2 separate regions of the Homo sapiens genome follow, and region 2 is linked to region 1. Evidence: read pairs that join two places in POLR2A ChIA-PET (ENCODE). Cell type or tissue: OCI-LY7. All regions are shown on one strand. Links, peaks and the distances in the headings refer to the core of each region. The heading gives the core; the rest is flanking DNA.

Region 1 (5,502 bases), core at 185-5,184:
TTTGTATATGGTGAATTAGGGATCCAGGTTCATTCTACATATGACTATCCAATTTTCCCAGTATCTTTTAGTGAATAGGCTGTCATCTCCCCAGAATATGTTTTTGTCTGTTTTGTCAAAGATCAGTTTGTTTTAAGTATTTTGCTTTATTTCTGGGTTCTCTATTATGTTCCATTGGTCTGTGTGTCTACTTTTATATCAGTAAAGCATGGGATATTTAAAAAATAATTTGCTGTTGTTGTATTTTAAGGATATTAGTCTGCAATTGATTAGGATGGAGAGCTGACTCTTCCTCACAGATAGCTTGAGAAGCCCTGCCCTAGACCTTCCCTCCTCCCAGCCTTGCATTTCTCAATCTCAGGTTAGCTGGGCAATCTGCAGAGATGGATCCATTGCAAATGACTAGGACACCTCATTGTGGAGCTGTGGCTTTATTCTACATCTTATCTTCCCAATGTTTCATGATATTTCACTGTTGGCCACCTCTTTTTTTCTTAAAATGTCCTCGCTCTAAGATTATTGGTTCTCTTAGATGATTTTTTCATCTTCCTCCCACCTTCTAATCCACATTCACCAGGGAATAGTACGGTTGGAAGTGAGCTAATTTGGGAACAGTAATTTGTCTTGAGCGTAGGATGGTGAGAGTGGGAAGCTAGGGGAAAGGTCGGCAGGGAGAGGAGCAGCGCATATGGAATTCAGATGAGAGGCGGATAGAGCTCACATAAAGGCAGCAGTCAGGTGGTGCAGAGGAGAGGAAAGGACCAGGTTGAAAAATGATTAGGAGGGAGACAATAGCAGGAGGCAGTTTTGTATATGGTGAGAGATAGGGATCCAGTTTCATTTTTCACTCCCATTCACACTGTCATACTGTAGGATGTGAGGAGGGGAAACAGCTGATTCTGATCAGCTCCTAGGCTTGAGTAATGGGATTCTAGGGAGAATCAAATTCACCTAGATGTCTCTCTAGCCCCTGAAAGTTAAAGTCAACCTATCTAAAATGAACCCCTTTCATCTTCCTCTCCCAGCTCCTTCCTCTCACCCCCAACTCCTCCTCCTGACTGCCATTCTGTGAGCAGGATCACCATTTTTCCAGTCATCTAGGCTCAAAACCTAGGGTCAGCTCTACCTCCTTTCCTCTTCTATGTGCCATCTTTTGGGAAGTCCTATAGAGCCTATTTCCATAGACTCACTCTCTGCCAGGCTCTCATTTCCATTCATATTCCTTAGCAACCAGCTAGACCAGACTTATTACCTCTAGCTAGGCTCCTGCAATGTTCTCCTCATGTGGCTTCTCCTCAACAGCCTCTCTGTGCTCTGTGCCACCTTGCATCCCTGCCAAATCAGCTTACAACACAGCTTCAAGCGCATCTTCCCTCCCTCAGATCCTCAATATCCCACGTTGTCTACTAATGCTAGCTAGTCTCCTCCCTGAGAATTCAGGGCCCTCCATGATCTGGTTCTAGTAGATGCTTTAAGGCTCACCTTCTGCCCTGTGTTATTGAGCTCTCTGCATGTGGGGCTCTGTGCTAGGTCCTAACTGCATGAGAGACCATGGAGGGAAGGCAAGGGTCACTGGAGCACACAATAAGGGATTTTAGCCCTACTCAGGAGTCTGATTAGGTTGAATCCCAAAACAGTTTTAGGAATTACACAGAAAGGCCTAGGATATTTGAAAGAATGAGAGTCAGGCTTTTCTTGCCTAGAAGAAAAGCTAGTGTCTGAATCACAGAGGAAAGGGACAAGTTAAAAATGGTAGAGAGGGTACAAGGCAACTAGCTTAAGAATGTGGGACTTAATTCTACGGGCAGTGGAAAACCATGGAAAGGTTTTAAGCAGGGGTGTGGAATGATCAGATTTGCCTTTTAAGAAGTTCTCTCTAGCTGCTGTATGCATTTGCTATTGGTTACCTTTTTTTTTTTCCCAAAAGCTTTCTTTCACTAAAAATTTTAACCCTACATTAATTTGTTTAAATCTCCAGGTAAGTTGGGAATTCCAACACTTATTTTTCAAAAGACAATTTCATATAATAGCCCTCTTGCTTGCCCTCTGTTCTTTAGGACACAATCTGGGAAATGCTGACTTAAATAATTTCCTCTGTCTGGGATGCCTCTTTGCCCATTTTCCTGTTGAATTCCAGCCCATCTTGCCAGACCTTGATCCAAGCCATCTTTCTAGTCCTGGCTCAGATGTCAAACCTAGAGTCAGCTTTCTTCATCCCTAAGCCAAGGTTTCTTTCAGATCTTAAAATGCTACCATTCTAGGCTATCAGAAACTTCTGTCTTTTTTGAACCCCTATAGTGCCTGGTTGATAAATGTCTTGGGCACTCATCAGACTACCTTGTCTTTGAGCAGATGTATGTGTGTGTCTTCATTCCCTTTTGAAGGCAAGGTTTAGAGGTTATTAGTTTCTATGTCTTTCTCACATTCCCCATGTCTTTTCCTAATGTTGGGAAAGTGCCTTGTCCAGAGGAGAAGCTTGATTGATGTTTCATTAATTCTCATCCCTTTAGAAGCCACACTCGCACTATTCTAGGCCACTTATAAATGCAGCTCCTTTGTATCTTTGGCAGCACTGCAGCCCTCCCAGCTTTGTCTGGGCATCTGTCAGGGTTCACTGCCTGCAGGTGTGCTGGAAGGAAGACAACCAGGGAGAGCTCTCCCGTACTCAGTGCTCAGTTCACTAGGATCCAGAAAGCCCTGGCACCCTCCTCTCACCCACAGTATCCTTTTCTCCCCCAGATGGAAGCTCTGGAATGCCTCCTTCAGGGACTTCTGGAAAGCACAGATCAAGCCAGGCACTGAAGTGTGCATTCATGTCTCCTCTTAGTGCTCTCTCAGTTTCCCAGTTGGTGAGCCGGGGAAGCAAAGGTCTGTTTCCTGTTGTGTCTATGGTGTTTTCTCAGCCTGCACCTAAGAATAGGCTTTCTTTGGTCTGAAGGGCATGGCAGCTGTGTTTCCCCTTTTGTGACAATGTGTGTGTGGTGAAGGCAAGTGGGGAGTAATGGCTTTTGTCAGGAGTTTGTCCTCCCCCACGTCACTGTCAGCTCGCCTTGCTGGGGCTTGTTCCCCTCACTCCTTGTGGGAAGGACTGTCAAAGGATGTCAAGATGAATTCGCTGCTCCTACTTGCGCCTTTTCTTTCTCTCTCTCTCTCGCCCCCTCTTCTCTTTTGATTCTGTCTTGATGTCATCTCTTCAAAGTATACTACCTGTAAAATATTGATTCACAGCAGGCTGCATCTGCCAGGATCAGATTTCTCCTCTTCTGGCAGCGGTAATAAACGACCACAGACACAGCAGACCTGGTGCCAGCTTCATCGCCGCCTCACACACACATCCGTCTGTCTTTTGCCTGACTCTACATAATGAAACAGCATCCAGGGACATTTCAGAAGTACGGAGACCAAGTAGCAAACCAGTGGGGACATAAAAGAGCCAGGGGTGCCTGCAAACAAAGGATGTAACAGGTCTCACCCCAAGCAGCAGATGAATCAGAAGCTCCCTCATTTCCTGATGGCAACTGGAAAAATAGGAAAGGAAACAAAGCCTCCAGTTAACTGCCAACAGTGTAATCGCAGTGGTCCTCCGCTTCCTTTTCTTCCTCCTTTCCCTCAGTCATCTTGAGCCACTTTGTAGAATAGTACCTTGAAGCATTCATAACTCATGAGCCCTGCTGGGCATATCATAACTAGAGGAAGAGCTTATGTAATAGGGGGGACATGAATTTTGTTTGCATAGGAACCAGAGAATCAATAGAGTCTCAGGGTGATAAAGAGCTTGGACTCTGGAGCCAGAGCTGGGTCGGGTACATGGCTTTGCCACTTACCATCCATGTGACTTAGGGAAAGTCACTAAACATACCTATGTCTCAGTTTCCTTGTTGGTATAATGTCTTGCTAGTATGACGAAGTGAATTTATAGTCATAAGGCATTTAGAACACTGCTTGGCACATAGCACTATTAAAATGCTTACTAAATAGACACATACAATTTCCCTGATGGCAGTCAAAAGTCCTAGTTAATGGTAACAGTGTGGACATTCCTCTTCCTTTTTGGGGGATTGAAACTAATCCTCATGGAAGTGCTCCTGGGCAGATAGGCAGCTGGGACATGAGTAACCCTCGGAGGAGCCCAAATATTCTCCTCCTGCCTTGTTTGCAAATGTGCGCTGTTCAAAGGTGTCCCACTCTCAGAGAAGGTGACTCTTTATTCAGAAGCTCAGCAGTTGTGGGAAGAGTTTTCTGAACCTCAGTGGTGTGTGTCTCTGTCATTCACATGCTGGCTGGAAGAGGAAATATTAAAAAGAGAAGCGGCCATCCGAAGTCAGTAAATCCGTCATCAGAGATGACAGCTGTGGGTTTGCATTCTTGTTTTACTGCGACTTTGAGCAAGTTGGTGAAGGTGGTGGTGGCGTCCAGCTCTGGCCTGTGAAGAGTTATGATTTTCGACTGTGTTAAGCTACTGAAGGGACCCTACCACTTAGCACCCTCCGGGGAGCCTTCCCTTTTGCAGTAGAGGGAAATTTACCCCTTGTGACCAACTGTTAAGCTTCCTTTGAAGCCTCTTTTAATTCAGACTTGGTTCAGCTCATGATGGCTTCAGAGTCAGGGGGGAAAACATTTACGATATGACAAACTAGCAACCTGTATTTTTTACGTACTCTTAGAGAAATCATGGGTCTTTTATACTCGTGTTCTTTTGCTTTTTGTTGGGAGAGATGTCCTTTGAGACCCATCAGTTCCTCACTTTATATTCTTTCTCCTCTTCAAGCCTCAAAGCCTCCCTGCACAGTAGCAGGCTTCCCTTTGATGAGGCAGGCTGGAGGAAGTTTCATCTGAAGCCTGCCAGAGTCAATGGTCTGTGGTCGAAAGGGGGACTGCTGAGTCAAGTGAAGCAGACATCCCTTCACCATGGGGTTTCATTTCTTCAGAATGAGGAGGCTTATTTTCATTCCCCCAAAGGCCTTAAAGGACACTATGATCTCATGGGCTTCGTGTGGGCCCAATGTGCCCAGTTTCTCACCTCGATCGACATGCTCCATAGAACTGTCTTGTTCTTCTTTTTGCAGGGGTCCTAAATTATTATTTCTGTCTTTTCACATTTACAGCAGGAAGTTAGCACTGTGCAAAGAATCTCTGGATATCCAATGGTGGGATTGTGGGAGACTTCAGACTATCTGAACACAAAGAGTAATAAATGAGGTGTCAGCAGGAAGACATAAGGGCTAAATCTTGAACCAGAGCCAAGCTCTGCAAAGGCATATGGAGATTGACTGTCCCCTATACAGAGGGGAGATTAAGGGGGTGCTATTTGGAAACCATGTGTAGGAGCACAGTGGCATGATTAACTACCTAGGCCTGGAGCTCAGTTCTGCAATTGTATGGCCTTAGGCAAAATGACTTTACCTCTCTGTGTCTCCAGATCCTCATCTTCACAATGGGGTGTTATGAGGATGGAACGGGATAATTCATATAAAGTGCTTAGTACAGAGACTGGCACATAGT
Region 2 (5,502 bases), core at 381-5,380, 240 kb after region 1:
CCATCATGATTAAAAGCTGCCTGCCTGAGGCCTCACCAGAAGCCAAGTGATGTTAGTGCCATGCTTGTACAGCCTGCAGAACTGTGAGCCAGTTAAACCTCTTTTCTTTTATTCAGTTACCGGTATTTCTTTACAGCAACACAAGAACAGCCTAATATATATGACTTTGTTATTGTCTTTATATGATGATTAAGTGTGGTTCAAGGAGATGCATATGGGTGCCATCTTGGCAAGGAGTGGACTTGTGATGGTTAATTTCATCTGTCAACTTGGCTGGACCATAGGATGCCCAGATAATTAGTCAAACATTATTCTGGGTGTTTCTGTGAGGGTATTTTGGATGAGAGTAACATTTAAATTGGTGGACTTTGTGTAAAGCAGATTGCCCTCCGTAATGTGGGTGGGCCTCATTTAATCATTTGAAGGCCTGCAGAGAGCAAAAAGACTGCCCTCCCTAATGCAAGACAGAATTTCTCCATCAGCCTGCCTTTGGACTTCACTGAGACTTTTGACTCTTCCTGGTTCTACCACAGACTGCCTTCACATGCAAATTGGGATGCTGGCTCTCCAAACTGCTGGCCTTCAGACTGGAACTTCAGAGCATCAGCTCTCCTGGGTCTCCAGCCCACCAGCCTTCCCTAAAGATTTTGTACTTGCCAGCCTTCATAATCACAGGAGCCAATTCCTATAATAAATCTCTTTCTCTGTGTGTACACATTCTATTGGTTCTGAATAACTAATATTCTTCCCAATAAAGCCAAAAATGCTAGTGACCTACAAATTATATACAGGAAAAGAAAGATATTTTATTAACTGGATTCAAAACACTTTACAGGTACTAAAGGCCATGACTCAGAGCTAACAGAAGTTTGCATTATATACACTTTATCTGAGAGATCTAGTCATTCATTGGGTGTTAAGTGTGTAGACTTTTCTATTTCCATGCTCTTGCCTGCCTTATAAACGTCTACTTAATCTTTATAATAAACACCATTTTTGTAGGACTTTTGCTTAAGAATATTTAAGTTAAATATTTTATCACTGCATTTTAAAAAACTCTGTAAGCTAACATAACACTGATACACAAATCTACTTTGAACTTTCATTTATTACCAATAATGGTAATTTAGTTTCTTTTTTTATAAAATGTTTTTGATGCATTCAGCACTACCTAATATATGTAAGCTGAATACAAGCTAGGAAGCAAAATAAAAATTACATTAAATATCTTGCTACTACATTCATTAAATCAATTATATATGATCCTGGGCTACAGAAAAAATTACAAAATTATGAAATATGTTTTGAAAATAATCTCAGAAACTTGTGAGATATTGAGGCTCTGTAGAACAGTTTACAAAACAAAATGCAAGAAATTATGTATAGCATTCGTAGGCTTCTTATAAGAAAAAAAAGCAATTTTTGAAGTTCCTTCAAGGACAAAAGATAATGGATGTTTTTATAGTTTGCATCTGGACTAACTCTATTAGCATCATTAGTGGTAATGTATTCCAGAAGCCATTTAATGTAATGATGCAGATAATATTTTTTTCATTAAGAATGTTGTGGAATTTCAAATAACATTTTTAAGATGAAATATTTTAATATTTTAAGAGCAGTTTTCTCAAAAGATCTATTAACCTATATAGAAAGAAATAGGAAAACTGTAGGTTAAGAGACTACTAAAAATCTTCACTTTTGTAACTCACCTACGAATTGGTACAACCAATAAGTTGCTAAGACAGAAAGGAAAAAGTTCCTTTACTTTTATGTCTTAGCCTAGAGATGTTTAAAATATAAGCATTATCATATTAAAAGTACGTTAATTATCATGCACATGATTCTTAATTCCTTTTTTTTTCCTATTCAGTCACCTTTTAACGTTTCTTGAACCTCCATCCTTTCTTTGGAAAAACACCCCTCTCAGACTCTCAGGACATGTGGTTTGGGTGGGGCTATTTCCTTGGTTTTAAAGATTGATATATGATGTGGAAACTAGGCAATCAAAGCACCTCCCCACTTCCACACTCCACGCCCACGTGCTTGCATGCGCGTGTGCACACACACAAACTCAAAAAGTTTTCTGGGCCTTGGGTGGCTGGGACTTCTGGTAGTACCAAATAGATGCCTAGCATACTACCAAGCTTTCTAGACAACAGAATGAGTTCGCATGCCAGGAAAGGAAGAGAGCCAGACTCAGTCCTATAATCTAATTTGTCCTCATGGATAGAGCCACTGCAGAAGTTGCATGATCTAATAAATCTTCTTTGCTTGAGTTTTTCGTTTGTTAAGCCTATTTAGTTTCGGTTGTTTGCAAATGAAAGAGTCCTAATAGTCATACACTACTATTTTTAAAAAATATATTCTTATAAGCAACTCTTTCTCCTACCCATTTCTTAAAAAGGACAATATCCCTTTGTCATTTCCAGGTGTTCCCCACATCCTACTTCTTCCTACTTCTTCCTGCTATCATCCTACTTATTCCTGCTAAATATCATTTTCTCACATTAATAAACACTGCAGAATCATTTTCTTATATTACCCCTCCTAGGTTTGAGTTCTTTTCCAACTAAGAATTTAAATTGAGTCAGCTTGCACCTAATATTCACCTGCTTCTGTTCTTCTAGAAGTTGGTATGAATTTATGGACTTGGATTATAAATTCCTCATGGCAATTACAAGTAAGATTGATATTTGAGTAGTTCACGGTTCCCCACACACTTAGAAATAAGTGTCAAGCAGTATCATTTGGACTGGTTAGTTGAAAATTGTATCTAGTGTAAAGTCCTTCACTCACATTTGACATACCTCAGAGGATTGTAAGTTGGGCAGGAATGGCACCTCAAGAACCTTTAAATGTTGAGTTTTACTATGATGCAGAACAGGTAAGATTTTTTTTCTTTGTGAAAATTTTCCTATAACTTGACCTCACAGTGAAAGTATGCTAAACTTACAACAAACCCATTCTCATATCACTCTTTCAGTTATTTATTGCTGCATTGTGACCCTTCAAAATGTATGTCTTGAAGCAATAATGCTTATTTCTCATGATTCTGTGGACTGTTTGGGCAATTCTTCTGTTCTCTGGAAGTGTGTATGTGTTTGTGTTGTGTTGGCACATATCATGTACCTGAGCTCACTTGGGGCTTCAATCAGCTAGCTGATTGGCTGGGATTAGGGTTAGCTGGGTTGTTTGCTGAGTACCTCGTTTCTGTCTTCTCTCAGCACTTCCAAGACTGCAAAAATAGAAGTTACAAGATCTCTTAAAACGTAGCTTTGCAAGCCATCCAGGGTCATTTCTAAAACTGCATTTTATTAATCAAAACAAGAATCAGCCCAGCTTAGGTAGGGTTGGTGATGGTGGGAATAACTTTACCACTTTATGAGAGATGTGGCAAAATCCCACTGTAGAAAGTGTGCAGGATGGAGGCTATTGTAACCATCTTTGGAAACAAGGTACCACACTTATTTTTATTTATAATTGGAGAAAAACTCCTTTTGATGCATACAGCAGAATTCTTCCTGAATCACTTGATACTCATAAAAGTATTCAAAATGAAAAATAATGTTTTTCATTCAGAAGTAAATATTTCTGAAGTGGAAACTATTAGAACATGCAGTTATTTATAAGTCACACATATGCTGGGATATTTTTCTTTTTCTTATATACACAATTGAGCTGATAATCTGTAAAACATGTAGGCCTTGCTCTTATTCAAAAAGGCAAAACATAAATATTGTTATCACTATCCATTCTGTCTTTTACTTTTCTCTGTAGTGTTTCAATTTTTTGAAAACATAAATGGTTTGGAAGGGCCATACAGGCCTTTAAACCAAAGTATTGCATTATGTAAGTCTGAAAAGTGCAGCAGTATATGCAAGATGCTTGTCTTTTGCATTTGAGATATTTTTAAATGTTCTATGAAGTGTGATTTATTCAAAAGTTTTACATAATTTATATAGTTTTAAAACAAAAACTCTCAAGAATACAAATATGTGTGTAAAAATATAAAGACATTCATAGAAATGGTAAACACCAAATTCAGCATGGTGGATACCTCGGGTGAAGAAGAGAGGAAAAGGTGATCAAGCAGCTGTAACTCAGGGGAAGTAACATGTTGGCAATACTTTATTTCTTAAACTGTGTGATAGGTGTGCAGGTAATTGTTAAATTTTTCTTTATATCTTTCTATGGAAAATACTGCAAAATTATAAAGAGAATTTTATATTTTATATTTATCATCTAATTAAGATGCCATCAGATCTATGCTACATGAAGCTTTTTCAGAAATAAACTTTTTTATTGGTTTCTAAAATGTTGCCTCACTATAGAGATAATTCTGAAAATTTAGCCTCCCATGCGGTACCATTTCATAATAGCTTTTTCCTTTTCTTTCCGATTTGAGAGACCATGCTAATAACAGCAGAGAGGCAGGGCATCCTGCAAGTTTTCCCACTCCATACATGCACCTTCTAACTCAGAGCCAATAGCCTCTCTAGTCCACTTAGTTGCATCTGAGAGGTTATGGTACATTTTGTGAAATATACAGGGGGTATATGTGGGAGTAGTTTGTCTACATCTGAAAAAATGCTAGCAAAATGACTCCGAAAACTTTAATTCCCTTAACAAATTAGAGCAAAATTTTATTCTGACAAATGTTACATAAAATAATTTCTTGGTTTTTTCCCAGTAGCCTAAAAATTTTAATTTTTTTTTTTTTTTTTTTTTTGAGATGGAGTCTCGCTCTGTCGCCCAGGCTGGAGTGCAGTGGCGCAATCTCTGCTCACTGCAAGCTCCGCCTCTCGGATTCACGCCATTCTCCTGCCTCAACCTCCCAAGTAGCTGGGACTACAGGCGCCCGCCACCACGCCCAGCTAATTTTTTGTATTTTAAGTAGAGATGGGGTTTCACCGTGTTAGCCAGGATGGTCTCGATCTCCTGACCTCGTGATCCGCCCATCTCGGCCTCCCAAAGTGCTGGGATTACAGGCGTGAGCCACTGTGCCTGACCAAAAATTTTAATTTCTAACTAACATTTTCAGGTGAAAAGTTTTTTTTTTTAAAATATGAATGCTATGTAGGGAGCTTCCAAGAAAAAGAAATTAATGACCTCTGGTTAGCTTTATTTTAAATAAGAAGTGGAAAATAGAACTAACTTAGGTTGACTATCTATAGCACAGAGAAGAAGAAGAGAAATTATGTGGAAGTCAGTTCATGCTCTGTTTTTATTTTTCCCCTAGCTTTATTAAGGTATAATTAACAAATAAAAACTGTGTACATTTATGGTATATAACATTTTGATATATGTATATTTTATGATATGATTACATCAAGCTAATATATCATCCATCGGGAGGCCAAGGTGGGCGTATCACGAGGTCAGGAGATTGAGACCATCTTTGCTAACACGGTGAAACCCCTATCTACTAAAAATACAAAAAAAAATTAGCCAGGCGTGGTAGTGGGCGCCTGTAGTCCCAGCTACTCAGGAGGCTGAGGCAGG

What was found. Peaks named below come from ENCODE experiments on the same cell type or tissue, not always from the same donor. Only the 100,000 strongest peaks of a DNase experiment are listed, where the experiment ranks them.
Region 2: POLR2A ChIA-PET joins it to region 1 with 8 read pairs; 2 of 35 experiments call an interaction of 5 or more read pairs at or near these places.

What each region holds. Positions count from the first base shown.
Region 1 is chr6:99,091,565-99,097,066 of GRCh38, reverse strand. No RefSeq gene overlaps it. Among named protein-coding and RNA genes, the nearest start is that of MIR548AI, 30 kb to the left of the region's middle. In OCI-LY7, for the core only: no CTCF peak of the experiment used is centred there; DNase peaks (open chromatin) are centred at 2,616, 2,916 and 4,856; H3K4me3 peaks cover 1,137 bases; H3K27ac peaks cover 3,025 bases.
Region 2 is chr6:98,852,495-98,857,996 of GRCh38, reverse strand. No RefSeq gene overlaps it. Among named protein-coding and RNA genes, the nearest start is that of POU3F2, 21 kb to the right of the region's middle. In OCI-LY7, for the core only: no CTCF peak of the experiment used is centred there; no DNase peak of the experiment used is centred there.